Regions from separate parts of the Mus musculus genome. Here regions 1, 2, 3, 4, 6 and 7 are each linked to region 5. The links are chromatin loops, found by intact Hi-C in ENCODE. Cell type or tissue: heart. All regions are shown on one strand.

Region 1 (4,000 bases), 220 kb after region 5:
CAGTGTGGATAGAATCCAGGCTTGGCCACACCACCCGAGCCTCTCCGGTGGCCCCACAGACAGAGCTCACTGGTTATTGCTTAATTCTGTATCGTTCAGGACTATATCACCACTACTGATTGCCATTTAAAAAAAAAACCTATTGAATAGGAACAATTTGAAGAATCGCTATCATAAAACATCAAGTCCCAGCTCTGAAATCGGGCAGAATTTAGATAAAAAATTTGGAAAGGTCAAGAATGTCTAAGGGTCACATAGATTCAAGCATGATCTTGCAAGTTTGGAAAGTAGGTCACCGTCCCCCTCCTTCATATTCTGGTTGCAAATGACGTGTACCGCTGAAGGTCTCAGTAGCAACAGCAATGGCTCCGCCCAGCCCTTATCCCCCATACTCATGGGTAATGGCAATGTCCACAGCCTGGGCCATGACAGAGACACGTGCGAGGATGAAGGAGAGCATTGTGTCACACTAAGGATCCCACAGAAAGAACCTGGCTTGGTGGATCACAAGAGCAACAGAGCCAGAAGAGGCACTAAAGGGACGGCTGGTGCTTAGCAGCCCTTGTAGCTACTGCAGGGGGCTTGGGATCATATCCCAGAACCCACAAGGTGACTCACAAGCATCTGTAACCACTCCATTTCCAGGGAATCCCACACCCTATTCTGACCTCTGCAGGGACCATACATACATGTAGAGCACAGTCATACATGCAGGCAAAACACTCATACACACAACATAAATAAACAAATCTTTTAAAAAGGTACATGAAGTGGGGGGAGAGGGCGCGTCAGGGTGCTTGTGGGGTGACACGTTGTTTACATTTATGATATGAACAGTAAATAAATAAAAGATAGTCTACTAAAACTGTAAATAGAGTGCTGCCTTCTAAAATACTTTCTGTTATCAGTATTAGGCCAGCGCAACATTTTCTAGTTCCCACTGTATGAACTGTCACCAAAACCAGACCATAGGTATCCTAAAAAAATGTTTCCCTAATTCTTCTATCTAATCTAGAAAAGCGATAGCATTCAGTCAGGCTCTGCATCGGGTGTGGGCTGCCGTAACCAGAGCCCCTGGGGCTGGGTTTAAACCCTTTGTTTGCTAGAACTGCCCCTCCGTCATCACCAAATACCTCTTATTAAAGAAAGTATCAGCAGAAGGAAATCTGATTAACTGGTGACTACCAAAGAGTACGGAGTACGGAGGAATGCATCGCTGCGATATAGGCAGCTTCAGTTATCAAAGGAATGAGGCTGAGTCTCTCAGGGAAGTTAATGATTTCCATAGACACTAAAATGTCATTAGCCAGTGGAGAATCTGAGGACCCACGCCTGGGACAGGTATTCACAGAGGAAGGGAAATTCTGTGAAGTCATTACAAATGTATCTCCCGCCCTCTCCCCGGGTTCCTATCGTGAGTTTGATAGGAAAGCGCTGCTCCCGTTCCTACCGAACAGGAATCACCCAGAAGAAAACAGTGAGACCTCAATCGGACCAAACACTTGACAAATTCTTTCTTGTCAGTTTTCAAGATGGTCAGAGTAGCACGGTAGCTGGGCTCTCTATCCTGGGAGCGCGGTTTACTTCTATTTAAAATAAAAACAAACAAACTCGGCCTGTTTCATAGAGCTCCAAACAGCTCTGTCCCCACCGGGTGGGGTTTAGAGCGCAGCTGCAGACACTGTAGTCTGCTTATGAGCTCAGAAATTATTTCAGCGTCTTCGTTTCAAACAGACAAAAGTAGGACCAGACAGGGCAAGCTTCTACGGCTCTGCTTTTTGAGAGCTAGTCCTACTCTTATTTTTCTTCCTGTCTAACTTTAGAATTTTGTATATGAAAGGAAATATTTGCCAATACTGGAAACCAGAAGCTTCAGAGTGTATCCTTCTAGAACGGCACCCGTTTGGTCACCTCGCTCAGTTAAACTATTTTAGGTCTCCAGTCTCCTCTTCCTGCCTGGATGAGTCACAAAGACCCACTTGCCTTGCTAACTACTCTCGCCACCTAGTGGCTGAAATGGTTAACTGCAAGATACTTGGTAAGGTCTGTAGGGAGAAAATTGTTCGCTTTTCTCCATTGGGCATTTTTTTGTTTTGTTTTGTTTTTTGTTTTGTTTGTTTGTTTGTTTTGCTTTTTCGAGACAGGGTTTATCTATGTAGCCTTGGCTGTCCTGGAACTCACTTTGTAGACCAGCCTGGCCTTGAACTCAGAAATCTGCCTGCCTGTACCTCCCAAGTGCTGGGATTAAAGGCGTGAGCCACCACTGCCCGGCCCCTTTAGCCATTCTTAATGTGAATGCTAAGAATCTATCTAGTAAGATGGAGAAACTGCTTGAATATCTATGCATTTTGTTTAAGTGCATAACATGTACATTAATCCTTCAATTTAGTGAAAAGGATACAGGAAATGAAAGGACCTATGGTCAGGAGTGGGAGGGGAAATGCAATCTGCCAGTAAGGAGAGCATTGCTGTGGGTCTCAGAGAACCCCAGGCAGCATCCTTTCCGGCTTTCCCGTTTACTGCTTAGTCCTCAGTTTGTGTCCTGTTTCTAATTCCCAAGCACAGCTTTAGCAATCTAGCGGGACGCTCATGACACACGGCCCGTGGCTTGCAGGAAGAGACTGACTGGATGGAGCAAGCCCATCCATGTGCCAGGAAGACCCACAGGGAGACCACAGCACACTCCCTGGCTCTCAGCCCTGCCTTCCATCTTGTCTTCAGCAGGAGCCTTCGTCTAGCTGGCTCGACTCACGTCCCCAGCCCTCAACAGCACTGTACTCCTAGCAAGGAGTATTTAACTGAAGAGTGAATGGGGGCAAGGTGCCAACAGGACACTCAGGACTGCCAGCCCTGTGCTGAGGTGACCAGGTGGCAGCCCCGATTAGGTGCCAAGGAGGCACTGAAATTTTCTCTAGCATGCATTTTTTTCTTTGTCATTCTGGGTATCAGACCCCGGTGTTCAGGCATGCTGGACAGGTGCTGTCCCATTGAGCTACCCCCCCCCCCCATCCTCAGAGCTAAGCCCAGGCCCCTGTCCACACTAAGCACAGGCTCCAGTACTGAGCTCCACTCCAGCCCGTCTACAGGAACCATTTTAAGGAAGGACTCAGTTTCCATAAACTGACTGAAAGGGCCTCTCTGGGACACTGGGCTAACCACAACATTGGCCAGGGAGGAATCAGAGACAATAAAACAAACTAATTTTTCAAAAACAAAAAACAAAAAAACCAAACAAACAACAACAAAACAAACAAACAAACAAAAAAACAGAATGAAGAGCAAACCATTACAGAAACAAACAAGCAGACCTTCTGTCTGACTGTAAGACTGACAGGTTCATCCGTGAATCCTTGGGTCCCGGGGATGAACACCAGGTAGACACCAGTGAGAGGGTAGAGGGACCCTGGTGAGCCCAAGGTCTTCTGGCTCTGAATCCTCTGCCACAGTGGCCTTCAGGGACCTGGGAGGCAAAGCCATCTTTGTGTGCCTAGCATGAGAGGGCACCACTGATCATAGTGGCTTTCCTGTCTCCCTCCAAAAGTCTCTCAGTCACAGTGACTGTGTGGTCACCTGGGCCATGGTGACTCTGAGACCCACTTCAAGCCTCATCTACAGTGGGTGTCATGACGTATTTGTGAGCAGCAATGATATTCCAGTATAGCAGGCTCCTGGGCTGTTCACACAAAGCTCATGAAGAGGCCAGCCTGTGTGACTTCACACATCATGACTGGAGCAGGAGGGCCTACACTGGTTATCCATTTTGTTAACTTCAGTTCTAAGGGGACTGGAAATACATTTCTGTAATAAACCACTATGTCCTTCAGAGAAAATATATGTTGGACCAAATGGCCCTTCTCTCAACTTCCAATAGTGAATAATTCTGAGCCCAAGAAATGTTCTCATATTCATTAATAAAATATAGAATATGCTGGTGGTTGGGGTGGTGGCACATGCATTTAATCCCAGCACTCAGGAGGCAGAGCAGGGAAATCTCTTGTCA
Region 2 (4,000 bases), 140 kb after region 5:
TCATACACACCACAGGGCCTTTCTTGAGTTAGAGAGAAAGAAGCACATACCCTAGGGACATCTCCAGTCAAGGCAATCTTGGAGTAGGTTTTGACCTGCCTCATTAACCTCAGGCTAGGGCCATTTCCCAGCTGGACAACCTTCAACAGCATTTACAATACCTCAGCAAAAGACAGGATCCTGCACAGAATCGGGGCCATATTAGGGTTAGAACTCATATTTAGATCCTTCTGTGAGAAAGGAGGTCTCCTCTGACCTCCATCCTTCACAAGTTAACTAGCTCAGGGGATTCAGGGTCACATATATATAGCATCACTGAATCAGGAAAAAAAATCCACAAGAGTTTGAGCTGCTGAGTTTGAGAGGGGGGAGATGACGGATGGTTGGTGTAGCCAACATCTGTTGATGTATGGCCAACAGCAGTGGCTCTCAGGGTTCGGTGAAAGCTAGCATTTGGACAGACCGTGAAGAGAGCAATCAAAGGAGATGGAAGGTAGAGGCAAAGGGAAAGAGGCCAGAGAACGGGGTTCCTGACCATAGTGAGACAAGACAGCTGTGTCTTTGAGGGACAACTTCAAAGAGTCTGAGATGCTGGAAAGAGGGATTTGAAATCCATACCAAGGGAGGCTGAGCCCTGCCTGCAGGAGCATGGTGCCTGAGCAAGGTCAATCTGGGTGTAACAGGTAAGAGAAATAATCTAGATCCAGATGTTTCTGTATAGGAGAGGTGAGAGTCACAGGAGCGGGCCAGCCTCAATCAAGGTGGTTTCTTTGAGGCCCATTTTAACACACCAGAGTTCTAAGATTTCTTACCTAGAAACCAGGTTGGTAGAAAATAATTTTTCCACCACCCCTGCAAACCCCAGGCCTGGCTCTGTAGAGGAATCTAGACTATGTGGTTGGAGTAACCATTCACATTGTGTCTCCCTCAGCAACTACTCTGGGCTATTGAGGTGAGCCTTGCAAAGAAGGCCTCTTCCCGTACAAGCAGAGGTCAGAAAGGGCCATGCTCATGTGCCTGCTGGCATCTCAACTTGAGAGCTCCAGGCATCCCATGGGACCCAGACTGGAGTGGAGGTGGGGCAGGAAGTGCTTCTGGACCTGCCTGCATTGTATCTGTGACCCTATTTCTGCTTACAGCTGGGATTCCTTGAGAAAGAAGCAATCACATAGAAAAGTGCTGCTCTAAGCAAATACTCCGGAGTTACAGAAGGCACAGTGAGCCCAAACAACTGGGCCACTGCAGCTAGCCACCGACCCCAGCCCTGGCAGCGAGAGGGGGCAAGGCTTGGCTCTGGCTGGGGTGGGAAAGCTGGGCTGAATGCTGGGCTGGGATCCAGGCTGTCAGGGTTTCATCACTGGCTGTGGCATAGCCCTGCTAAAAGTCACCTTGCTGGGCTGGTCCCCTGTCTGTCAGCTCGGGACCACACGCTATGTTTGTGGACTTGTTTGAAGGACCGATGTTTTGAAGTGTGTGAAAGGTGAACATCTTCGGCCACATCCTTTGTGTTAAATTCTTCTCTGTAAGAAGCAGCTTCCTTTATATGGGTTGAGCAAGGGTAATAGTAGTATGTCATGAGTCTAAAGACCCCCCCGAGTCCGCACAAGCCTGGTTCTGATCTGACTCAGGTTCCAGGTGGAGTAGTTTTGGCTCCAGCAGGCACCACCCCTCCTTCTCATAGGCTTCTGGCCAGTTAGGGACAGCCTCTCGTTTCTTCCTGCCTCCTGTTCTTCTTTCTCTAGTCCACTCCTCCCTGGCCTCTTTGCTTCCTGCCCTCTCTTCTCCCTGGGGAAGAAGCTGACCCAGCTGCTGTTGGATATGAGCAAGTCCTATGAGTGCCCTTGGCTATGACCTGGGTTGGCCTTAGCCAAAACACTCCTTCCCACCCTGTAGCCAGTGATGTACGGAGTTCTACCTCTGGCTACTTCCTCCCGTTCCCACTCTGATATCTGAATCTTTGAAAACTCTTAACTTTGCACACAAAACCAAACACAGGAAGGGTGAGTGACTGCTTTCTTTGGGGACAGAAGGTTTAGACAATCAATCCCTGGGAACCAGCCTGGGCTGCCATTAGAAGGCCATTTCTCTGGAGATTTTCAGTCTCACCACAAAGTGTCCATCCCTCTGGGGCAAGCTTGTCTAGTGCAGGGTTGTCAGGAGAAGCTCTGTGTGTGTGTGTGTGTGTGTGTGTGTGTGTGTGTGTGTGTATGTGTGTTGTGTGTGTGGTATGTGTGTGTGTGTTTATGTGTGTTTATGGGGAGGAAGCACTGAAGGACAGTGCTGTCCACACCCCCCTCCCCCGTTTCTTTCCTTCTCCTGTCCAGCAATGACTCCCTCAGACTTGTGGCTTTCCACTTCCCCAGGAGTTTCTCACCTGCAGCTTTTAGTGATATTTCGATGAACCACTAGGAGTCTGTAGGCCTCTGGGAGGGAGGAGGGCTGGGAGGTCCAGACTTGGCCCAGCTTTGCCTTCTCAGAGGTCCAGCTTTGGGGCAGGGGAGGGGTGGGGGAGGCAGGGGTGAGTCTTTCTACCTGGAGAACTCCCAGGTACTCAGTACCCAGCTCAACACAGAACAAGTATTTAGCTATCCTGACCAACAGTTTTTCAGAAAGACAACTGCCCAGGTACCAACCTCATCTTCTTCGTCCTCAAACACGTGCGCATATCCATAATCTGGGACTTTTTTTATGTTTCAAGAATAAGGCCTTTAGTTGTCCCCCTTTCCTTATAGATGATCCTTATAGATGAACCAATGTGATAACCTTTATTTGATTTATTGCCAATGCCATCCATGTTTAGCCTTTTCAGTGGGTCACCAAGCTGTCCTCCTTAGAGGCTAACTTCCTAACCTTCCATTGGCAACAGGTGACACTTTGCCATGGCATGCTATGCTGCCAAGCTTCGGTGTGTGCCAGGTTTAAACAGTGTCTCAGAACATCCTTGCACCTCTGTAGAAGTTTTTCAGCATTTGTTTTCATTATGCTTAAGGTGCTGCAGTCGGGGTGTGTAGGGGTGTGGGTGTGTATGCCTATGTGCATGCATGCACGCGCGCTTCTTCACACTGCGGCAGTTGGTTTTCGAGAGCGCTTCCCCATTAGGGCCCAGACTTGGTGCAGGGTTATTACTTGACTTTGGTTGTAAGCTACTGGAGTTTTTACTAAGATCATTTATTTTTACTTAATTCAGTGGATATTCCGTTTTACTGGTTTTGGCTTCCATGTCTTAGGTTGAATTTTCCCCCCCCTTTTCAAGTAATCTATATATTCTGCTAATGTTTCTCCCTCTTGCTTTACCTTCATTTTTATAAACATAAATCATTAGTGCACTTATTTATTCTGACAGAAGTTTGAGATGCACTTCCAACTCTCCTTGTTCCTAGAAATCTGGAAGCAACCTGATGTTTAGTAGCCATCGTTCCCCATTGAATGGAAAATTTGCATATGAAAATGGAGTCTCTACTGCACCTCTGCCCTTCACCTCTGCCCTTAACATTTTTCTATATCCCACTTCTTAGTTATCGTAGATTTATATGCTTAATACTCCGTGTGGCTGGTCTCCACTTTCAAATTTTCCTAGCTCTCCGATTCTTGTTTATTTTTCCATATGAACTTTAGAGTCGTCTGTTTATACATATTTTTAAGTCCTGTTGCTGGTTTTATTGGGAACATGTTTAAAGTTATAAATTAACTTGGGGAGAGCTGATAGTTTATGATGCTCAATCTTCTTGGTCAATAACTATGTTTGTCTTTCCATCTGCTCAGATCTTATCTGTGCCCTTTAGTGATTCCCTTGTGCCGATCCTGAGCCTTTTTTGTTGCGTTTTATGCCAGGTTGCTGATTGTCCCAAATGCCCTCACTTCCTTAGGAAGCTGCACAGCGATAAACTAAAATTCAAAGTCTCCTCTGGGGCTGAGCATGGATGCACGACAGTCACATGTGTGGCACTTTTTCTCTCCTCTTTCGCTCTCCTGTCCTGCATGAGGCTACCGTGCATGGTGT
Region 3 (4,000 bases), 160 kb after region 5:
TGGCACCCGTCCAACACTAGTGTCTCTTTATTAACAGGCAAATAGTTTGACGTTCCCTTGAAGGGCTGGGGGGTGGCTGAAGTGTGTTGTGGCTACATAGTGTGTATAAGGCTCTGGGCTCAACCTCAACCACACACAAATGAGCAAAGCAGAACTCAGCTCAGTACCTCTGAGCAAGTTCAGTTGGGCAGGGTTGCTTGAACTCAGTCCCAACTTAGGTTTGTTTGCCTTTTAACAAGTAATATATATTATAAACAGCTGTGTTTTTCATGAACTCTCTGCAACTTGAGGTTTAGAAAGGCCCAATCCTTTCCACTAAACACCTAAGACTCTTGAAGAGTGGATAAGTTAGAACCTACATAGCATCCCAATCGCTGGAGATCCAGCAGTGGTAAAGAGACTGAGATATCCTTCTGCCCGCTCAGCCATTCCTCACTCTGGGGTCCTGCTTGGGACACCCTCCTCCCACTCCTTCACCCTCATCATGTCATGGGTCCTAACCGCCTCGGAGATGCCAGCTGTTGCCTCACAGTTGGAGACAACAGCTTCAGACATGAAAGACTCAGCCCCCTAGCCTGTCACTCTGCGTTTCCTTTAAGCAGTGTACAGACAAAGAAAACAGAAGCCCCCGGTGTTTTCCTTTGTAAAGCTTCTCCTTTCCTTCGACTTAGCTATTCTTTTTTTTTTCTTTTTGCCTATGAACTTGAATCAACTTGCTTTTAACTTTAAGTGTCTATGCCGGAGAGGGATTAAGTGACCACGTCCATTGGGCAGTAGTACAACAACCAACAGCGAGACAGTCTGCTGAAGAGCTCTAGAACCTTTCCTCAAAATTTTACTAGGGAGAACAGAACCCAATTTTCCATGGAGACACGTCCATTGGGCAGTAGTACAACAACCAACAGCGAGACAGTCTGCTGAAGAGCTCTAGAACCTTTCCTCAAAATTTTACTAGGGAGAACAGAACCCAATTTTCCATGGAGACACGTCCATTGGGCAGTAGTACAACAACCAACAGCGAGACAGTCTGCTGAAGAGCTCTAGAACCTTTCCTCAAAATTTTACTAGGGAGAACAGAACCCAATTTTCCATGGAGAATACCTGGCTTGACAATCGACAGGAATGTTTCCAGTTAGTAATGGAGTTAAGTACCCGTTTGTGCAGTGAAGAGAGGGAGAGAGGGAGGGAGGAATAGAGAAAGAGAGAGAGAGAGAGAGAGAGAGACAGAGACAGAGAGAGAGACAGAGAGACAGAGAGACAGAGAGAGAGAGAGATGGCTCAGCCGCTAAGAGGTTAAGAGCACTGGCTGCTCTTCCAGAGGACCTGGGTTCAATTCCCAGCACCTACGTAGCAGCCGACACCTGTCTGTAACTCCAGATCTAGGGCTTCTGAGATCCTCACATTGACATAGATGCAGGCAAAATACAGTGAACATAAAGTAAAAATAAATTATATGTTAAAAAAGAAAACAACAGGATCAGGCTCTGCCACACCATATTTATTTAGGTATAGGAACCCCTGAAGCTCTCTGTGTGTGCTTCTCTGTTTTCATATCAAATGCGGGTACTGACAGGTTCCGAGTGTCTGGTGCTAGATGATCTTTTTCTTAAAGATGGCGAACGCTGGAGCTAGAAAGATGGCTCAGTGGCTAAGAGCACCAACTACTTGCTTATCCAGAAGACCCGGGTTCAATTCCCAGAACCCACTAGGTAGCAAGTGTCTGAAACTCAGGTTACAGGGTGTCCTCCAGTGCTGTATGCATGTGGTATACGGAAATACATGCAAATAAAACACCCATACACATAAAGTAAAAATAAACAATCCTCAGGACTTTAGATTAAAAACAAACGGTGAGCATGAATCCCAGGTGTTTGTGGTACACGCCTATAATCCCAGCACTGGGGTGGCAGGGGAGAGCACATCTCTCAGAGTTACAGGCCAGTCAAGGCTACATAGCAAGATCTGCCTCCAAGCAAACAAAATCAAGTAAATGCAAAAATAGCGAGCCTGATCATTAATCCAGGATTTCTTATCAATCAATTGACCAATGCATCTTCGAACACTCCCTTATAAGCCAAGACAATCCCAGGTCTTAGAAATATCCCTTGGGCATCTATAATGTTTCAGGCTTCCTGTGTGGGGCTGTAGAGACCATGCAGGAGTTTGCAGGAATCTGCCCATGGGTTTCAGAGATTGGGAGGAAATGTACTGGCCCCCTGCTGTCAGAGAGAATGGAATGAGAGACTCCTGTCAGCCGGGTGGGGCTGTTTCAGAGCCTGGGGAGAGACTTCCTCAGACTCGTCTTACGCCATAAACAGTTCAAGGCAGTCTGGCTCCAACAGGCCATAAACCATAGTGTCTACAGTGAGCGAGCGTGCCAAGGTAGAAAGGAAAGCCGACCGACTACCTGTGTATTCTTAATCCTTTAAACCCCAAGAACACGGAACCATTTACTGGCATGGACACCCCATAAAAGAAGCTGAAAGGGTGGGGACGTGAAAATGCTTTGGTTAAATTAAGTTTTGATGGCTAAAATGACTTTAAAATACTTTTGCTTGTAGCAAACATTTTGTGTCGAGAGATGGTCTTCTTCAGGGGGAGTAGATATGCGTGGGTTACAGGGACGTGTTACAGGTGACTTAGATGGCTTGCTTTTCATCATTGCCCGAGTTGGGTTTGTAACTGCCTTCTGGACACAGGCGAAGTGCCAGAGTCACACCAGTAATTCCATTAACACATTAATCAAGGACTTAGAAGATGCTAGTTTTTACAGGGTAGATTAATTATTTTTCTTGGCTTAATATATATATTAATATATAAATATATTATATATTATTATATATAATATATACATTATATAACACACACACACACACATATATATATATATATATATATATATATATATATATATATGGGGGAAAGAGTCTTTTGATTTTTCAAAGATGGTGGTATCCTTTGGGGGGAAAAGAGTTCAATACAGTGTGGAAATGAAATCATAAGATTTCCTGATGGGAGAAAGGAAAGGAGGTGACAGGTACAAGTTTCTGCCTTCTGCCTTCTCTGACTCTTACGGTTCAAAAAGCCTTCCAGAACCTGGTCAGACCCTACAGGACGTGCCCACTTGCAGATCTGGCTGTGTTCCACCTAAGATCCGTGGTGGCAGAGGAGGCCTTTGAAACACAGCAGCTCCCGAAGCCTGGGGAATCACATGATCATAGAACTCGAGGGCTGGAGCCGGGGTTTGCTGCCTTGGCAGTACTGATAGCTTGGGTTGGTAGCTCTCGGTTGTAGTACCCTCAGTATGGATGCGCATCTCCTCCATATCCCAGCTCTGCTAGGTTCCAACAGCCCAAGTCCAGACATTGCCAAACGCTGTCCCTAGTGTTTGAGCACCTCGGTGCTAGAGGACCCATAAGAATTACCTGTTCTCATTGAGAAGTACTGAGTTGAGCATATTTCCTCCAAAGCATGGCAGGTACTTAAGTCAGTTCCACTTTCTACCTGAGCAGGGGAATTGAATTTCCCAAGTCGTTGGCTGTCCTGCCAGGATCTCCTAGAATTTTATGAATGAAGACTTGTGGCCTCACAGGTGGACCCAAGTGAAAACCAGGAAATCTCAACATGGCAAATATGTCGTTCTTAAAGACATAGTGTTATAGGCATTGACGACTCTATGTACACGACAGCAACAGGAAACTGTGAATCCTGAAGCCAAAATTAAAACGTGTTAACTAAGTTGTACCAACAGACTGGGTGGTTGTGTTCATTCTCTCCCTGCTAGCTTCCCTTGGTGAGAATCTAGCACACTTCTTTCCTTCTTTCTCTCTCTTTCTTCCCCTCAATTCTCGGGTAGGGTGTCAAGAAGCCCAGGCTGCCCTTGGACTCCTTATCTGTCTAAGGATGACCTAGAACATCTGCTTTTCCTGCCTTCAACTCCCTAGGGCTGGGATTGCAGGATTATGAAAAGCAGTGCCCAGGACCAAACAGCTTTGTGCGC
Region 4 (4,000 bases), 590 kb after region 5:
CATATCCATCCGTAGCAACACTTGCTCCAGATAGAAACATGTAACAAACCTGAAGATAGAGATACCCACTTCCTAACTGAATGCTGCTCCTACAAGAAGAGAGAAGCAAGCGGGGAGGGGGTTGTTTTTTCTGACTGCCCACGTGCCAAGGTTGGATGCATTTGGTTTAAGGTATATTGGCGAGGCCTACTTCAAAATCCCTCCTATGTGACAGTGGAATCAGCTAACAGTTAGCTCAATTTCAGAAATAGTGTTTGATCCTACAATATCTTGACAATCAAAGTCTGCAAGCATAAAATCTTAAGATTCAAAGTCCTGACTTCCTATCACCACAAGCCCTTTTGAGAATACGGCATTCTAAACAGATGGGCAAAGCAAGCTGGTGTTATGTTTGTAGGACCTATAGAGGGGACACTGGGGGTGAGGACCTTTCTGGTATGTCATCAAATGAGCTAAACAGTTGTTTAGGAAGAGGGGGCTTCCTACCAGAAAGACGGCTTTATAAAACTACTCACTAGGCTACCCAGGATAAAGCCAGGAGGCACAAAAACCCTCCAGTCTGAGCTCCACGTGTCTCTCCAAGGACAGAGAGACCCACCCACACACAGTCGCTCAGCCAAGTCCACCAGGGACTTGCAGATTCCTTCCACCAACCTATGCACCTGCATTCCGGGTTCTCTCCCAACTTGCAAGCCACCTGTACTGCCCACTGTTGGGAGGGCACGGGGGGGGGGGCAAGGGATAGTGCCCATCTGTCAAATCTCGTCTTTCATACCCTACTGTATATGTCTCTTCAGCTAGGAAATAAAACGTGCCTCTTCAAGAAAACTGAGCCGCACATGCACACACAGACAGCCCAGAGCCCCAGGACCAATGCTCAGGCAGCAAGTCTTTCCCTGGGACCCGGGACTCCCGGACGTGGAGGACCGACTCACCCAGTCCTCGAAGTGACGGCTCCCATTCTGCAGCAGCTCCTCGAACTGGATGGTGCAGTTGGCCACGAAGTCGTCGTAGCCGATAGGAGCGTCGTGAAAGACAGCCAGCTCGATCTTGCGCCCATTGCACACATCGGTGACGAACTCATCGTGCCAGGCCGGGCTGTTGGTCTTTTGCTTGGTGGCTGTTTGGCCGATGCGCGAGTCGTCCACGTTAAGGGCAATGTAGGGGTCCAAAAGGAACGTCTGTGGCCGGGGTCCCACCGCATGGCGCAGCGACCAGGCTGTGGGCTTCAAGCTCACCGCCTCGCAGATTTTGATCTTAAGAAGGCCATTGAACACTACCATGGTCGGGGCGGGGGTCACTCCGTCCGCCCCGAGGGCAGGATTGAAGAGCAGGAGCAGGCGCGCCGGGAGCCTGGGGGACTCCTGGGTCCCCTCTTGCCCCACCCCACTCACTCGCTACACCTTGTGGCGCTGCCTCCTGGCGCCGCCGATTCTCAGCGAGTGCATGTATTTCCTCGCCGGATTCCTAACGGAAAACAGGGAGGGGGGAGAGCTGGAGACGTCCGTTTTTTTGGAGCAAGTCTCTCCCCCCCACCACCGGCGACACCTCCACGGCAGGAGACGAGCTGTCGCCTCCGCTGCAAGCCGCGGGGGCTGCCTCGCCGCCTCGCTGGTTCTTCGGGTCCGTGTGCGGAGAAGCAGGCGCCGCGCCCGGCGCTCACCTACCTTTCCGAAACATAATCCCCGGGCAATTTCGACTCCCGGAGGGGGAGGGGGCGGCGGGACGGGGCGGGGACGAGAACCGGGGGCACAGATTTCAACCCGGATCCTCTTCGCCCACCCAGCGCCTGCCTCGGACGGCGCGGGGCGGAGGGTGGACTGAGGGATGTGCAGTCTATCCGGAGGGATGCATGTCGAGAGGAAATGGTCCTCCCCGGAGCCAAATTTTTAAAAAATCCACAAGCCGCACGATCAGCCCCGCCGTCACCTCCCGGGTTAAGCAGAGTCGCGCCGTAGCCGGCGATCGCGAGGCGCCCGGTGCCTGGGATCTCACATCCGCGCGGGCTTGGGAGGTAGAGGTGGCCGCCACTTGGGTTCGGGGCGCAGGCCGGCACCCGGCGGTGCGCAGCGCGGCGGCCGGGCAGGGACTGCGACTCCGCGCGGCCCCTCCTCCCGCCCGCCGGCGCCCGCCCGCCCGCCGCGCTCCCCGCGTCCGCGCTCTCGGCTGCCGCCGGCTCGCCGCCCGCCAGAGCGCTCAGCCCGCGATCTGCTTCCCTCGATCGCTGTGCGAGCGATTCTCCCTCCCTCTAATGCAGGAAATGCGCAAAAGACGTCAGTGTGTGTGAGTGTGTGTGTGTGTGTGTGTGTGTGTGTGTGTGTGTGTGTGTGCACGCGCGCGCGCGCGCGCCACTGTTTGGGGAAATAGAAAGTTTTGCCGGTTGGGGGAGCAATACGGGAAAAGTGAGCCGAGCAGAAAAGAGCAGGAGCGGGCCGGCCGGGTCCGTTTGCCGTGGCGCGCGGGGGAGCTGAGGAAGGACTCCGCGCGGAACCCAGGAGTGTGGCGTCGCGGAGGTGCGGGAGCGACTGTCGCAGGCCGAGTCTGTGCTCCTCGGATCTGCACCAGGAGAGCGGGGTCTGGACCCGGAGAGCAGCGGGCCGCGCTTTTCTCTCGCACCCTGCGGCCAACACTATCACTTAAAACTGGGCCTGGTGGAATGGAGGGGGTCGCAATGTCCAAGAAGACTAATCACCTTCCCCCACTCTGCCTGGACTGCGGCGGTCACCAGTCGCCCGCGGAGAGCTGGCCTATTTGTCACTCTGCCCTGGGATTCTCTACTGTGCCGCGATGGGGGAGGGGACACCCGGACTGCTGAGCCCTTCGGCTGGGTGTGAGTTTTGAAACCCTCTTTTTTTCCCCCTTGAGGAGACTCTCCCCTCTGGGGATTTGTTCTGGGCCTGATTGGGTTGCGAGAACTTGTGGAAGACTAGTAGAACCTGGGCCCGGCCTGGTTCGAATGTCTGTTTATTTCTCAAAGTGACTCCTCCTACTTATGCGGGACCTTGTGTGTGCCCCTTAAGAGGACAAGGCTTGATCCGCGCCCTGACAACCGGCGTTCGGGCTGCGGGAAAGCCCGATGCGTCCTCCTGGGGTCCAGTGGCTGTATCCATACTAATTTCCTCGGTAACCTTTAAACTCTCTGGAAGCAGCCGCGACGGCGGCTGGTCACGTGAGGCGAGCCCTGGGCTGCTGGGGAAGAATTTCCTGGGCCAGGGACCAGGACCGGGAAGGCGGGCGGCAGGGAATGGCTCTGTGCCGAGGGGGACTGGGAACCTGGGAGCGCCGGGCGGGGCGCGCCAGGCCCCGGGCGCCGCGCAGCGGGAACTTCCAGCCTGCGCCCGGGAAGGGGTTCGTCCCGCAGCTCTCCGCCGTGTGAGTGGAAAAAGAAAACCTCCGCCCTCACCCGAGTGCCAAGGCAAGTCCGGCTGTTCGTTCGGATGGTGAAAAGCTAAGTGTTTATCTGGCGACTCTGATAAGTGTGGATCAAAATGTACAAACCGCATTCCATTCACTTTTTCCTCTGTGGAAAAGGGTTATCATTTCTTGTAGTTTAAAGATGAGAAGGCAGTCTCCAGGAATGACATACCAAGTACAGTACACACACACACACACACACACACACACACACACACACACACAGAGTTCAGGGGTTTGAGTTCAGGCAGATCTCCTCCTAAAGTTTAAGTGTGCAGTCACGCCCCCTCCCCGTAGCTCACTTACTTTCCTGACAGCCAGTCCTGTTGCGTGGGATAAAAATGCACCTTTGCTATACAGATGCTGATAAAAATGCACCTTTGGCAATGATTATGGCCTTAAGATCATTGGCGCCTAAAAAATAATTTTAAAACTTCCTATAAGGACATGCAGCAAAACGTAATGACAATGAGACTTTCTCTCCAGGCTATGTGTTTAAGAAGCAGGCCCAGTGCTAAAAGAACAAAACAAAACAAAACAAAAAACCGGTAGGGATACACTCTAGGTTAAAGAATGCCCCCCCCCA
Region 5 (4,000 bases):
CTCCTAGAGCTGGGTGTCAAGTCACCAGATGCGGGGCGGATTGAAGGAGGCTCGAGGGCAGCGCGAGTTGCCCCGAGTTGCCTCTCACCCAGTGCCGAAAGGTTCGCGAGGACAAACCTTCGTGGCTGCCCTTCGTCTTAAGAATCAGACACTCGGAGCCGCCGGGTGTCACGGTCTTCTCTCTGCACACTAGAGCACCTGCCCCCGCAGGGCAATCCAGGTCACTCACTCCCCACTCTCTGCCGGAGTCTAGGTGTAGGGTAAGGTTAAGGGGGTTGAACAAACTTGGGTGCCGTCTGGAGCAGGACCCTTGACAGTGTTCCGGCTTCTCGGTCAGGGCGCACCCCAGAGTTGCGCTTTGCCCTCTGTTCCATGCTAGTTTGGGGCGCAAAGCCCGCATAGGAACGCTCTCGGAAAGACCTAGAGGGTCTTAGGAAAAGAAAGGCGTGTCTACTGCTCCAGCATGGAAACCCTAAGAGTCGAGGGCATCAGCCCAGAAACATTTCAAAACACTCGCTAGGGAAGCTTGGTGCTCCAGGGACGACAGACTTTGGAAGGCGCCGCGGAAGCACCCCTGACCTCCAGGGCCATCTCTCCGTGTCTCAAGGTCTCGGAACTATCCGCTTTGCAACTCTACTGCGACACCGCAGCTCCTTGTCCCTAAAGGCATCACCGACTCGCTTACTCAAAGCCCCTCAACAGCGGTCCTCCAGCCTCCGAGAACTCTCGCACCCCTCTCCCGACTGCCCCGGGTCGCGCCCGCCACGCGCAGTTCCGCCAATGCCTGGGACCAAGTCGGTCGCCAGCTTTGACTCCCGCTTACCTTTTTTTCTCCTTGTCAGCTGTCATTGTCGCCGTGGCCCTCCGAGACCCGGAGCACCTGGGTTCCTTAACCCCGTAGGGGCTGCAGCCGCTCTCTTTGCTGTGGCCCTCCGCAGCTCTCTGTCGCCCGGGCAGGTGTGAAAGGTCTTTAGTGCTCGCAGGTCCGAGAGTCCCGCTCAATCAGGTGGAAGTTTGCAGAGGGCTGGCTAGGTGCGGAGGAGGAGGAGGGAGGAGGGGGGTGACGGGGAGGAACCTGCAGGAGGAGGCGGGGCCGGGGAAAGGAGTGGGAGGAGGTTGTAAGACGCCAAAAGAGAGAGAGAGCAGCGACAAGGGACCTGGAGTTCCGTTTAGCCCCGAACAGGAGTCACTTTTCTGGGATCTGACAAATCAAAACCAACCAACCAAAAAAGAAAAAGAAAAAAAGAAAAAGAAAAAAAGAAAAAAAAATGGCTCGAAGAGAGCAAGTTGGAAAAAAATCCGGGGGCAAGCGAGTGCGGCCGCTGAGATGACCATACAGTCTCAGGACACTGCCGAGGATTGTACGGCCGCCTCAGGAGAGCTGGAGCGGAGCGCTGCGGACTCCGGAGCTGTACACCGGCCGCTCTCGAATGTCCGGCCTCCTCGGCTGTCAGCCCACTTTAAAAACTCGGACGGCCCGCCCGCGGGAGGGCGCGAGGGGCGCGGGAGTGGGACATCGGGCTGGGGGCGGGCCGGGGGCGGGGCTCCAGAGAAGCCCCGCCCCGCACGCTGGCTGCCTGCCCCGACTTCCCACCGTGTCCCGGCCAATAGGGAGGCGCGGCCACAGCCTCTGCCCTGACCCCGTCCCTCCCCTTTCTCTGGAGCTGCGCTCCTCGGGCGCCCGCCTGCCCTTCCTCCTCCTTCCGCAGAACTGCGACTTGTTTTTGAGGTCGCTGGTGGCGAGTAACTATATGGGACTCCAAATGGAAGCGCAGTTAGCGCAGGACTGAGTAATGGCGGGGATCTGCTACCCAAGTTCGGAGTATGCCTTTGCGCCAGTGTCCTTTCAGCCTCACTTTTCCCCTAAGAGCTAGGCTAGGGCAGGAGCGCTGGGTCGGAGATCGCGAGCGCAGCTAGGGCGTGCAGCGAGCGCCCAGCCAACCCCCCCCCCCCCCGCTTCCGGGTGCTGCTATAGTCCCCTAAACCATCCACTTGGCTCCCTTCGGCCGGCGGTAATGATCCCCAGGACCCTGTCGGCTCTTGTTCTTGTCTGCCTTGGAGGTGCGCTCTCTTTGGCCAAACTGACCTTGACTTCTGAGTCCCGAGTGGCAGAAAGTTGTGGGAGAAACTGGGACAAAAATGATCTAGGGTTGCTCCTGCCTGTGTCTTCCTCAACCGGTTTGTGGGTTTTGAGGTGCTCGTGGTAGACTGTTAGGTTTAAGTGTATGCCTGAGAGGAGAGCCTTGGAGCTCCCTCAGGCCTCTGCCCGCTCTCAATACCCCAGTATCACCGTGGGCTCCCCAGAGAGTTCCTGAGTGTGATGTTGGGATGTGTTGATAGCGTGTTCCCAAATCACTGGATGTGCTCTTCCGGGGTTCGAAGGATACAGCCAACTGCAGGACGTGGTGTTATGAAGTCTCCTCTTCCCTAGGCAGTCAGAGGGTTCTTTGGCCTTTCCACCTGTGAGATGCCCACTCCTGCTTTGATCTTAGACACTTTCCCATTTCCTACTTCTGCAGGAAAATCTCCAGAAGGAAGAAGGGCAGCCATGGATTTTTGAAGGCTAGGGAAAGAGCCAACGGGCTCCATAGTTGTGAATTGCGGAGAAAGCACGGTCCCTCAAATTGGGCTGCCCTGGTATCTAAAGTTTGTGCTTCCCGAACTATTCTTAAACACAAGTTTCCTAGTAAAATTATAACCAGAGACTGTGTGTGTGACTGTGTCTTGGGGTGGGGGCGATTTTTAAGTTTGTTTAAGCATGAAGAAGGTGGATACTTTTTGAAAGTCTTGGGGAGGTATCTGAAAGAATGAGTGCTTGAGCACTTGGAAATCAGTTGACACACCTGAGGGTGATTTCAAAGACCAGACCCTTTTCACTCTTGGAGGCTGGTGGATGATTTCCTATGACATTTCTACATCCAGACACCCTGGGTCTTAATAATAAGAAATTCAAATTGGTAGACACAGTAGTAATAAAATATAAACATATTTTGTTTGCTTTATTTTATATATTCTCTTGAGATTGGAATGGAGGGAGGGAGGGAGGGAGGGAGGGAGGGAGGGAGGGAGGGAAAGACCAGACAATAAAAAACCTTAAGCACTTCGACAGCTTCAAGGCCCCAGACATTGTTTTTCACCAGAGCTTCTGCTGGATTTGAGCTGTACTTGACAGGTGACTGGGCGATACCTGTAACCCGCAGGGAACATTTCAATAGCCTTGAGGTTATGAAATTCGTTTGAGAAGTTTTTGATTTTTAAGAGGAAAGATAAGGGCCCTGGATTCAATCCCTAATTCACAGTTACTTCTAAAGTAGGGGTTCTGGTCGGACATACTGGCTCACACCCTTAATCCCAGCATTCAAGAGGCAGAGGCAGGCAGACCGCAGAGTTCCAGTCCTGAGGGAAAACAATTTTTGCATAACATCAAGACCGGAGATGCTTGACCACGCCAAGTCCCGACTGCAACCAGTTGTCCTGGCGTGGAAATCAGCATCAGAATACACAGCGCAAGACCATCCCCCAACACGGGCCAGCCTGGGTTACAAAAAAAAAAAAAAAAAAAAAAAAAAAGTTCCTAGTCAGCCAGGGTTATACAGGGAAACCCACTTTGGGGGAGATGGAGGGGAGAGGTGTAAGAGGTCACTCAAGAATACTTCAACTTTCCCTATGTTAGTTGCATCCCCTCTTCCTAACCTACAAATTAAGTGCGCCTCGAAGATTCCCAGGACTAGACACAGACTTGCATAGAGCAGAGCCAGGTGGCCTAAAGACCTCTTAAGATGTCTTCCAGAGAAGACATGGTGTCAGCAGTCTTTGTAAGGAGCTGAGCATGTAAGCCAGACATAGACTTCTTTGAGGTCTTGGCCTCCATGGAAAACTAAAGGGGGGCAGCTCCGAATAAAGATGGTACGGTTTGGGAGGGGCTAAGACCTTAGCTTTACATGAGTGTCTCTGGAAGCATCTGTGTTAGGCTCACATAGCAGCAGAAGGCATCTTAAAG
Region 6 (4,000 bases), 130 kb after region 5:
GACGGAGTGTCAGGGATCATTTAAGAGCCTGACTCCAGCAGCAGCTCTCCCACCCAACTCTCGAGGGAAGTCTTGGCCTTCCTGTCCACCTTACTCCGCCATAGTGGAGCTGTGCTACCCTGAGGTGTGGGGTGTGGCACTACCCCAGCTTCTTCAGAGAGGCTTAAGTGTGGGAGCCGCTATCCTCTCTCCACAGTGAGATCTGCCATCTAACCTCTGCTGGGAACAAGAGGCCACTTCTCAGTTTGCATGCCAGATAAAGCTCCGGGGCAGCATTTAAGTCCACTTTCAAAAGATGAGAGCACAGCTCCACATTAACTCTGGGCTAGGGGAGCAGGGTGTAAACTTCAAAAGGCGATGCTGAGAGGGATCGGCTGTGCAGAAAGTTCTATTCCCATCATTCATAGCCTGGGCACCCTGACTGCCCATGTAGGAAGGAAACCACAATCTCTGTTGCTTTTGCTTCCCCCAACCCCCCAATCCCACTTGAGCTAAGGTCTCACTTTGTAGCCCAGGCTAGACCAGAATTCACTATATAAACAAGATTGGCCTGGAACATTCGGAGATCTGCCCGCTTTGGCCTCCTGTGTCCTGGGATCAAAGGTGTGTGCCACCATGCTTGGCTTGAAACAGAAAGTTGATATTCCTTAAGTGGTGACAACACTTACCTCAGCCCCGTGCTCCATGGAAGGAAATAAGAGGGAAGGCCTCTCCCCAAGCCCCTGTGTTTTACCCACCAGAGACTACTATGCTCTCGTCTATGACAGTAAAAGACTCATTTCCATCAATCTTTCTGGTTCTCTGAATCTCACCAATGAACTTAGGGTCATCTAACAGACCCTGTGGATCTCCTTTCCTCTGGGGCTAACTTTGTGAATTTATGTTATCCTTATGGGCAAAGCCAAAATTCAACCAGTTTATGACTGTCTTGTGAATTTTACCTTTGACCAGGACCACACTCAGCAATGTCCCCTCCTCCCAACCACTGTGTATCTGGCCAAATGGATAGCCAGAGCATTAACTCTGGAAGGACCCATGAAGAACACGCTACCCACACCCCTTTCTACAGCAAGCCTGGATCCTTTGGGGTTAAACAGAATTCAGTAGCAACATCTAATGACACGAAGTCCACACTTAGCTTAGGAACCTTCTCTATTTGGGATGAAGAAGAGTGTGAGGACGTTCAGCTGCCTCTTCAGTATTTCTGTCTGACGACCTGTTTCCTTAGCCTCTGGGGTTCTCTGTCCAGTGGTTAGTGCAGGAGACCTGTAGACTCAGAACTTCAGGCTGCACTGGCTGGGGGCCCAGGCAAAGCTTAGGCTCCCTCAACCTCCTGAGACCTAGTAGTCAGCCTGGCTTACCAAGTTTCCTCTGTACCACTGGCTTCTGTCCTTCCGGGTCATGCCTATGCCAGATTGCCTCCCTTTCAGGGTCTTCTGTCCTCTGACATACTAAGGTCTTGCCTGTTCCTAGGGTTTGTGGGCACTTCCCTTATAATACTGTGTTTTCAGTCACTTGTTCACAGTCAGCTCTCTCCTTGGAGCATCTGGAAAGTTCCAGAGAGTTATTGTCGGTTGTTTTCCAGAGTCTGCGTACTCTTAAAACAAAGCTACCACTCCATGCCTTGCACCGTGTGGCTCTTACTCAGTGCACCACATTAACTCTGCAGCTCAGGGGCCCTGCTGACCAGTTGACCACTTTAGCCGTTTCTTCATGGCTGGCTGGCGCCTGCACTTCCGCGGTTTGTCTATAAGCGTGTCTATCTATGCTCACACTGCATGGTGCTGTGGAAATGGCCAGGTAGCCTTATCCAGACTTGGTTTTGGTGAAATCTTTTGTAAAGTTCCCTTAAGGCTCAGCCCTGATTATCCTTGGCCTGATCACCTCACCAGCAATGGAGCTGGTAAGGAAGATAAGGTAATGCTTTTGTGTGCCCTCGGAGGGCATCTGGTATGGAAGCCAGCCCCTTGAGAGGTTCAAGGGTAAAAGAGAAGGACAGGTATAGGCCCTGATAGAACCGGGTGTGACCCGGAACTGAGAGCCATTTCTAGTGTATCGGGGATGGGGGGGTGAGGTGGGGGGGAGACAAGTGCTAGGGGGTGTGTGCCAGGGGTGCAAGATGGGTAGAGACGGCTTGGCAGAGCTGATCACTAAGAAGGTGGCTCTGGTTTCAAGGCTAGCCTCTCTATGCCTTATGAATCACTCCCACCTCTAATCCTATTAGAGTCTTAACGCAGCTTGCTGAGCTGGGCAGAGCAGGCATTAGGATTCCCATGGGAAAGACAGGAACTCAAGGCTCCAATACACTTCTCCACTATATCAAGGGCATATGAGGACATTCTGGGCAGGTCTGGACTCAATTCTTGGGACTGTTTCTCATACCCCATGTTATAACCCAGCAGTGAAGAGACCAGGGGAGGGAGCTACACTTGGCCAGACCTTGTTGTGAGCTGTGCGCATGTTTTTCCTGAGCAGATCTTTAACTGCTGTCAAGCCTTTGACCGTTGTGGCATTGGCTCACAGAGGGGTGGGAATGGAAGGCTCTCCTGGTAAAGATAAGTCCCAGGGGAGGCCTTCCTTTCATCTATGTCTCTGTGCTGTTGGCTGGCTGGTGTTCTCGCTATGGGAGCACACAACAGAAAGGACTGCCTAGTTCAGAAGATCAGAGCTCTGTGGTGCACTGAGCTGCTGGGCCCTCAAGCCTCACTCCTGAGCTCTCCCTGGCTCCACCTGTGTTGTCTGACCTGCGGACAGAAGCCTGGAGGCCTGTCCCTTCCTCGGCCTTTCGTTTCGATTTTTTGCAAAACTTTATCAATTCACTCGGTATTGAGAATGAATTCTAAAACTAGAGGTTCCATGTCAGCACAAGGATACAATGACAATGTCCCCTTTTCGTAAGGAGAAACCTCAGCAGACATTCACTGGATGTATTGCAGTATGATCAGACATTCACTGGATGTATTGCAGTATGATCAGACATTCACTGGATGTATTGCAGTATGATCAGACATTCACTGGATGTATTGCAGTATGATCAGACATTCACTGGATGTATTGCAGTATGATCAGACATTCACTGGATGTATTGCAGTATGATCAGACATTCACTGGATGTATTGCAGTATTGATCACGGTATCAATGGCTACAGAAAAAGCAAGGTGAATCCTTCTCTGTGCATTTAGAACATCTTTGTACATGCATCTTAAAGAGGAAGTATAAGAATTTTATTTCAAAGACACATAGACTCAGATTCCAAGTTGGAGGCCATGGAGTCTGCTACCCTGATTCACTTACATGGGTGAACCCAACAGGTGTTCTATATCCACAGTTAGCTCAATTATGGAATGTTCTGGAAAAGCTGCGTCAACTCCAGGAGACATATACGAGGAAGTGATATCTAACAATATCACCCCAGGGACCAAGAGAGGAATATGCAATGTAAACAATTTCATCCTCCAGCCGTCCAGTCCAGTTCAAGTTCACTGAGATCAGAATATTTTAAATATTTTGTGACACAGGGTCTCAGGAACTTCAGGGTAGCCGCAGGCTTGCTATGCAGCTGAGGGTGACCTTGAACTCCCCAGTCTCGTGCTTTCACCTCCTAAGTGCTGGGATTACAGTCTTGCACCACAGGCCTGGTTTACGTGGTTGCTGGGTGTGCATCACGAAGGCTCTCCTCGGCCTGCTGATGTGTGCTCTGGGGGTTTGTATTCTTCCCAGGATGGACATGATAAAGATTCTCCTACGTTGAAACCCTTAGCAGGTCCATAGATCCTGCGGGATTGATTTCATGTTCCCGGCTCCTTTACCTGAATTTTGTTCATTATTACAAGCACTAACAAACCATTTGCTCTATCTCTACTATTTTTGAAATGTGTTTTATTTTATTGGTTAGAGTGGTGTGTGTAGGCCACATGTCACATGGCACACATGCACATGGAGGTCAAAGGACAACGCTTAGCCTTTGGTTCTCTCACCCCACCTTTGAGTGTGTTCTAG
Region 7 (4,000 bases), 260 kb after region 5:
CAAAAATCTTAATAGGATTGAAACAGATATTTGTGGGTTTGAATCATATATGAAAATCTCAGTCAAAACCACAACAGTATGGTGGCTGAGGAATGGTACTTTTTCAGGAAAAACAACATCCAAGCAAGGTTGAAAACTGAGCACGGATTGAGGCTGTCCTTTCTGCTTCCACTCCATCTCACCCTTCAAAAGCACCGCTGCCCCGCTAGACCTGAGAGCAGCAGCTCCCAGCTCTTCTTGGTGTGAATGCCACGGAAACACTAAGGATTTCTTAGTGCTAATTTACTGCAGATGTTAGTATGAGCCCCAAGTCCTGACCCCAGTCACCCAGTCATCCTTCCTCAGGCAAATCTGTGTCCCGCTGATAACCCCACACCCAGCACCTACTTCAAGGCAGGCATGAGATTCTAAGTTCAATTCCCAATACCCACCACACACGCGCGCGCACACACACACACAACTGTTGGTTCTCTGAAACAATTTTTTCAATGATACAAAGAAAAAAGTAGACTAAGTGGTTTTGTTGTTATTGCTTTTAAGACAAAACTTAAAACTACTGAATGTAAGCCCATGTGAAAAGAACCACAGACAATAAAGACATATCACACCTGATACTTTTCTCTTTGATCTTGAATTAAGTTCTAAATGAGTTAGATATGGTGGCTCGTGCCTATAATGCCAGGACTTAATAGGTGGAGGCAGGACTGTCCCGAGTTCCAGGCTAGTAATGAACTGAACTTCAGAATGGGGCCCCATCTCAAAACCAAAACCACAGTAGCCAAGCTGTAGTGGGAGAACAACGCCAAACCCATCTCTGCACTTGTTCTGCCACACTGGACTCTGCATTTGTACACAAACATGAACTCACACTAATCTGTTTGGTGTTACACAACACAAGTTTGAAAGAGAAATGACTTAGCCACCAATCTGAGGCTTCTCAGAAAAGAAACAGATTTTTATGAAGCAGGGTCTCTGAGGACAGTTTCATAGAGAAAGCAACCCTGGTGTTCCTGAAAAATAAGCCGCAGAGTGGCCAGGCCCTTTCAGGTGGTTCTCATTTCTGATGCCATCAGAAGGAGAGGAAAACTTTCCTAGATCAGTGTTGCTTACTGATGTCATGCGTGGGTTGATGGGGGAGAGTCGGGACCAAAATAATTGGGCAACTGTGGATTAAACTAAGGTAATCTTTCTTGGTACGCTGCAGGACTCTTCCGGGACTCCAGTGAGCTAATGTGACCTGAGACTACTGGATGGGAGCTCAGGCCACAGAGTCTCCCATTCCTAAAGCTCCTCAGACAAGCAGGGTTCTCAGAAACTGCCTCAGGGGTAAGGGTGGGGGCTGGAGCAAAGAGGCTGTCAAGTTTCTGATGGCAGGAACGGGGTCTTGTTCACCAGGACCTAGCATATAGAACACATGTATGCGTGTGCACATGCGCACACACATACACACACATACACACACACACACACACACACACACACACACACACACACACACACGAGCACCTACATACATGTCACCCTTCACTGTCTAGGACCCAGTCTGGATTGCCTTCTAAAGCACACAAATACTACAGATTCACAATGCATCCTAGAAGACTTTCTCCCATACGCATTTCCAAAAAGGAAAATAAAATAAGAATTTTTATGAAGAACATGTGCTGTTTCTGTAAGAATAATACCAAATCAGATGGGTGTGGGTGTGTGCTACAATGTCCATACACACACTCATCCTTTACTGCCACCTGCTGGCAGCCAGGTAACTTTTATATGGTTGGATTTCACTGTGGAATTCCAAGCATTTGTTTAGATTCAACATCTCCTATGACATCACACAAGGTAGAAGGATGAAGGTAGCTTTTGCTTTTTTTTTTTTTCTTCTTTTGAGCTGAAGCAGCCTAGAAGCAATCTTACTGTTGATTGAAAAGAGCTGGAACCGGGTTTACACCGCATCTGTTGGTTTTTCCAATGAGTCAACACTGGGGTTGACCATTTGGCTTTGAGTTGCCACAATCTGAAAGTGCACTATCGATCTTTCATCCCTGCACAGACACACATATGGTGTTCAATCGAACGCCTATCTCTGCAAGGGTAAAATCCACTCCACCACACTAAGTCTTGGAGAGAGGTACGCAGACGGTCAAAAGTGGTTTCTGATAGCTTAGATTCTGTGTGTTAGATGCCACGATACTACCCAAGAGGTCAGCTGGCCAGCCCCTTCTTAAGCATACCTTGGTCTGGAAGCAGCAATAGAGTTGGGTTAGATAAGGGTGTTTCCGAGCCAGAGCCAAAATCCTCTTCTCTGTCATTGTGCAGTCCACATCATCGTCTTGTAGGATAACGTCCTTCTTCAAGACCTTCACAGCGTAGACTTCATCTTTGCCTTTGAGTTCCGCCAACATGACCTGCAACCAGTTTTAACACATCTGGTCAGTCTTCACACCCACAGAACCAAATGATGTCAAATATCTAAGTGTCAATTGTTTCTTTCTTTCATTTTTAATGAAGATGTTTAGGAAGCTAACATTTTAAACGTTTAGGGAAACTACCTAAGGGGTTTTTTTTTTTTAAATCTCTGGCACAGTGCTCAGGTAAGAGAAGTTTAATGCACAGGGGCTAATTATTCATATCTTCATCTCCACTAGTGATACTGTAATTATCAGAGAACAAATGTAGCGTGCTTCCTATCTCTCCCTTGTATCTTTCTCTTCTCGCCTTTTCCCTCTTTCTTCATTTCTTTTGACAGTTCCCACTATGTAGCCCATGTTGGTCTTGAACTCATGACACTTCTGTTTCATCCAAATGCTAAAATATTAGGTGTGCCCCACCATACCACACACACATACAGACTTTCAGAAGAAGCAATATGTTATATGTATTTTCCTATAAAGTCTTCATCTCTATCATGATTGCTGGTACTCAGTTCAAAGTAAATACACTATAATTGATTCTGCTATCTCCTTCATATTAGAAACAAGTTATACCCAATTAAGTTCTATATAAGTTGCGCTGAGTGCTTTTGGACACAATTTAAAATTTTGTTTGGCATTATATCCTTGAAATAGATAGTTTTAGAACTAAAGGGTTGAACATTTTACACACTTCCCGATTTTTAAAAAAAGACTTGTTTATTTACTTATATAAGTACATGTCTTCAGACACACCAGGAGAGGGCATCGGATCCCATTACAGATGGTTGTGAGCCACCACGTGGTTGCTCAGGACCTCTAGAAGAGCAGACAGTGCCCCTAACTGCTGAGCCATCTCTGCAGCCCACATTTCCTGGTTTTTAAGAGGGCTACTTCAGAGAATAGCGTCTCTGAGCATGGGGCCGCTTTCACCTTCCCCTTCTGTTGGCTTGCTTCCTCTTCCTTGACAAACGGGAGACATTACCCTGACTCTGCTTTCAACTTGCAGTCTACCTTCCTGGGAGATTTATTTTCCAGTCGATTCTCTTTGTGGGAGAGTTTTCTCCTCTGTCTAGTTATTTGGGGTTGTTACTTCTAAGTCGGTACACATAAGAGACATAAAGACAAACCTCTTGCTCTCCGCACTGGCCCTCCCTTGCCTGCTTCATGACAAGCTGCTGCTATCTTTTCTTACTGAACATAACCTCTTTATCTGTGTGTACTTAATCGTGCCCTGTGTTTGCCTTTACAGTTTTATCCACAGTGCTGCAGGTAAAGACACAATTCCTTCCCCTGAGGGCTTATGGGGAGTCTGTTTTCTTGGCATTTGCCTATCAGTTGGCGTTTTCATTTATCTCCAAATAGTTGCAGGTCATTCTCCTTCCTGGGAACTTTGAAGAATGCTATTCCAATGTTGCCGTCAAAGTAAACCGAACATAACCCAAGGAACTTGAGAGGGTGCGGATTCTGTCACCTACAAAATACAGCCTATGTAAAACGGGCTCCAAGCTGCTTGCGATGGTGTGATTTTGCCTAAGAAGCCAGCTAAGCGCTCAGAGTCTTCAGGACCCCTATCCTGTCTACCTTACGTG

Evidence for each region. Peaks named below come from ENCODE experiments on the same cell type or tissue, not always from the same donor. Only the 100,000 strongest peaks of a DNase experiment are listed, where the experiment ranks them.
Region 1: a loop joins it to region 5, with 6 times the contacts of the local background. A loop is called at or near these places in 14 of 42 quality-filtered maps.
Region 2: it touches region 5 in a loop (2.2-fold over the local background); 5 of 42 quality-filtered maps call a loop at or near these places.
Region 3: a loop joins it to region 5, with 2.3 times the contacts of the local background. A loop is called at or near these places in 3 of 42 quality-filtered maps.
Region 4: a loop joins it to region 5, with 2.2 times the contacts of the local background. A loop is called at or near these places in 2 of 42 quality-filtered maps.
Region 6: a loop joins it to region 5, with 3 times the contacts of the local background. A loop is called at or near these places in 3 of 42 quality-filtered maps.
Region 7: a loop joins it to region 5, with 4 times the contacts of the local background. A loop is called at or near these places in 9 of 42 quality-filtered maps.

Annotation. Positions count from the first base shown.
Region 1 is chr17:86,534,000-86,537,999 of GRCm38, reverse strand. The region is part of intron 10 of Prkce (protein kinase C, epsilon); the gene reads right to left. Among named protein-coding and RNA genes, the nearest start is that of Gm30284, 91 kb to the right of the region's middle. In heart, a CTCF peak has its summit at 2,007 (motif pointing left); DNase peaks (open chromatin) are centred at 1,709 and 1,969; H3K4me3 peaks cover 1,221 bases; H3K27ac peaks cover 2,099 bases.
Region 2 is chr17:86,615,860-86,619,859 of GRCm38, reverse strand. All of the region lies in intron 11 of Prkce (protein kinase C, epsilon), which reads right to left. Among named protein-coding and RNA genes, the nearest start is that of Gm52297, 52 kb to the left of the region's middle. In heart, no CTCF peak of the experiment used is centred here; DNase peaks (open chromatin) are centred at 1,069 and 1,779; H3K27ac peaks cover 1,141 bases.
Region 3 is chr17:86,594,030-86,598,029 of GRCm38, reverse strand. The region is part of intron 11 of Prkce (protein kinase C, epsilon); the gene reads right to left. Among named protein-coding and RNA genes, the nearest start is that of Gm52297, 74 kb to the left of the region's middle. In heart, a CTCF peak has its summit at 2,220; no DNase peak of the experiment used is centred here.
Region 4 is chr17:86,165,876-86,169,875 of GRCm38, reverse strand. It overlaps Prkce (protein kinase C, epsilon), which reads right to left and starts at 2,091. Exons shown (of 15, transcript NM_011104.3): 1 at 936-2,091. The coding sequence starts at 1,283. It overlaps Gm5817 (predicted gene 5817), which reads left to right and starts at 2,391. Exons shown (of 2, transcript NR_165800.1): 1 at 2,391-3,415. In heart, CTCF peaks have their summits at 1,403, 2,412 and 3,304; DNase peaks (open chromatin) are centred at 1,465, 2,245, 2,735, 3,175 and 1 weaker place; H3K4me3 peaks cover 3,979 bases; H3K27ac peaks cover 3,444 bases.
Region 5 is chr17:86,751,132-86,755,131 of GRCm38, reverse strand. It overlaps Epas1 (endothelial PAS domain protein 1), which reads right to left and starts at 1,268. Exons shown (of 16, transcript NM_010137.3): 1 at 824-1,268. The coding sequence starts at 849. In heart, CTCF peaks have their summits at 1,495 and 1,704; DNase peaks (open chromatin) are centred at 161, 291, 1,001 and 1,551; H3K4me3 peaks cover 2,482 bases; H3K27ac peaks cover 2,529 bases; H3K27me3 peaks cover 260 bases.
Region 6 is chr17:86,621,310-86,625,309 of GRCm38, reverse strand. All of the region lies in intron 12 of Prkce (protein kinase C, epsilon), which reads right to left. Among named protein-coding and RNA genes, the nearest start is that of Gm52297, 46 kb to the left of the region's middle. In heart, no CTCF peak of the experiment used is centred here; a DNase peak (open chromatin) is centred at 2,323.
Region 7 is chr17:86,494,343-86,498,342 of GRCm38, reverse strand. It overlaps Prkce (protein kinase C, epsilon), which reads right to left. Exons shown (of 15, transcript NM_011104.3): 10 at 2,232-2,405. Among named protein-coding and RNA genes, the nearest start is that of Gm30284, 51 kb to the right of the region's middle. In heart, CTCF peaks have their summits at 1,750 (motif pointing left) and 3,152 (motif pointing right); a DNase peak (open chromatin) is centred at 3,272; H3K27ac peaks cover 228 bases.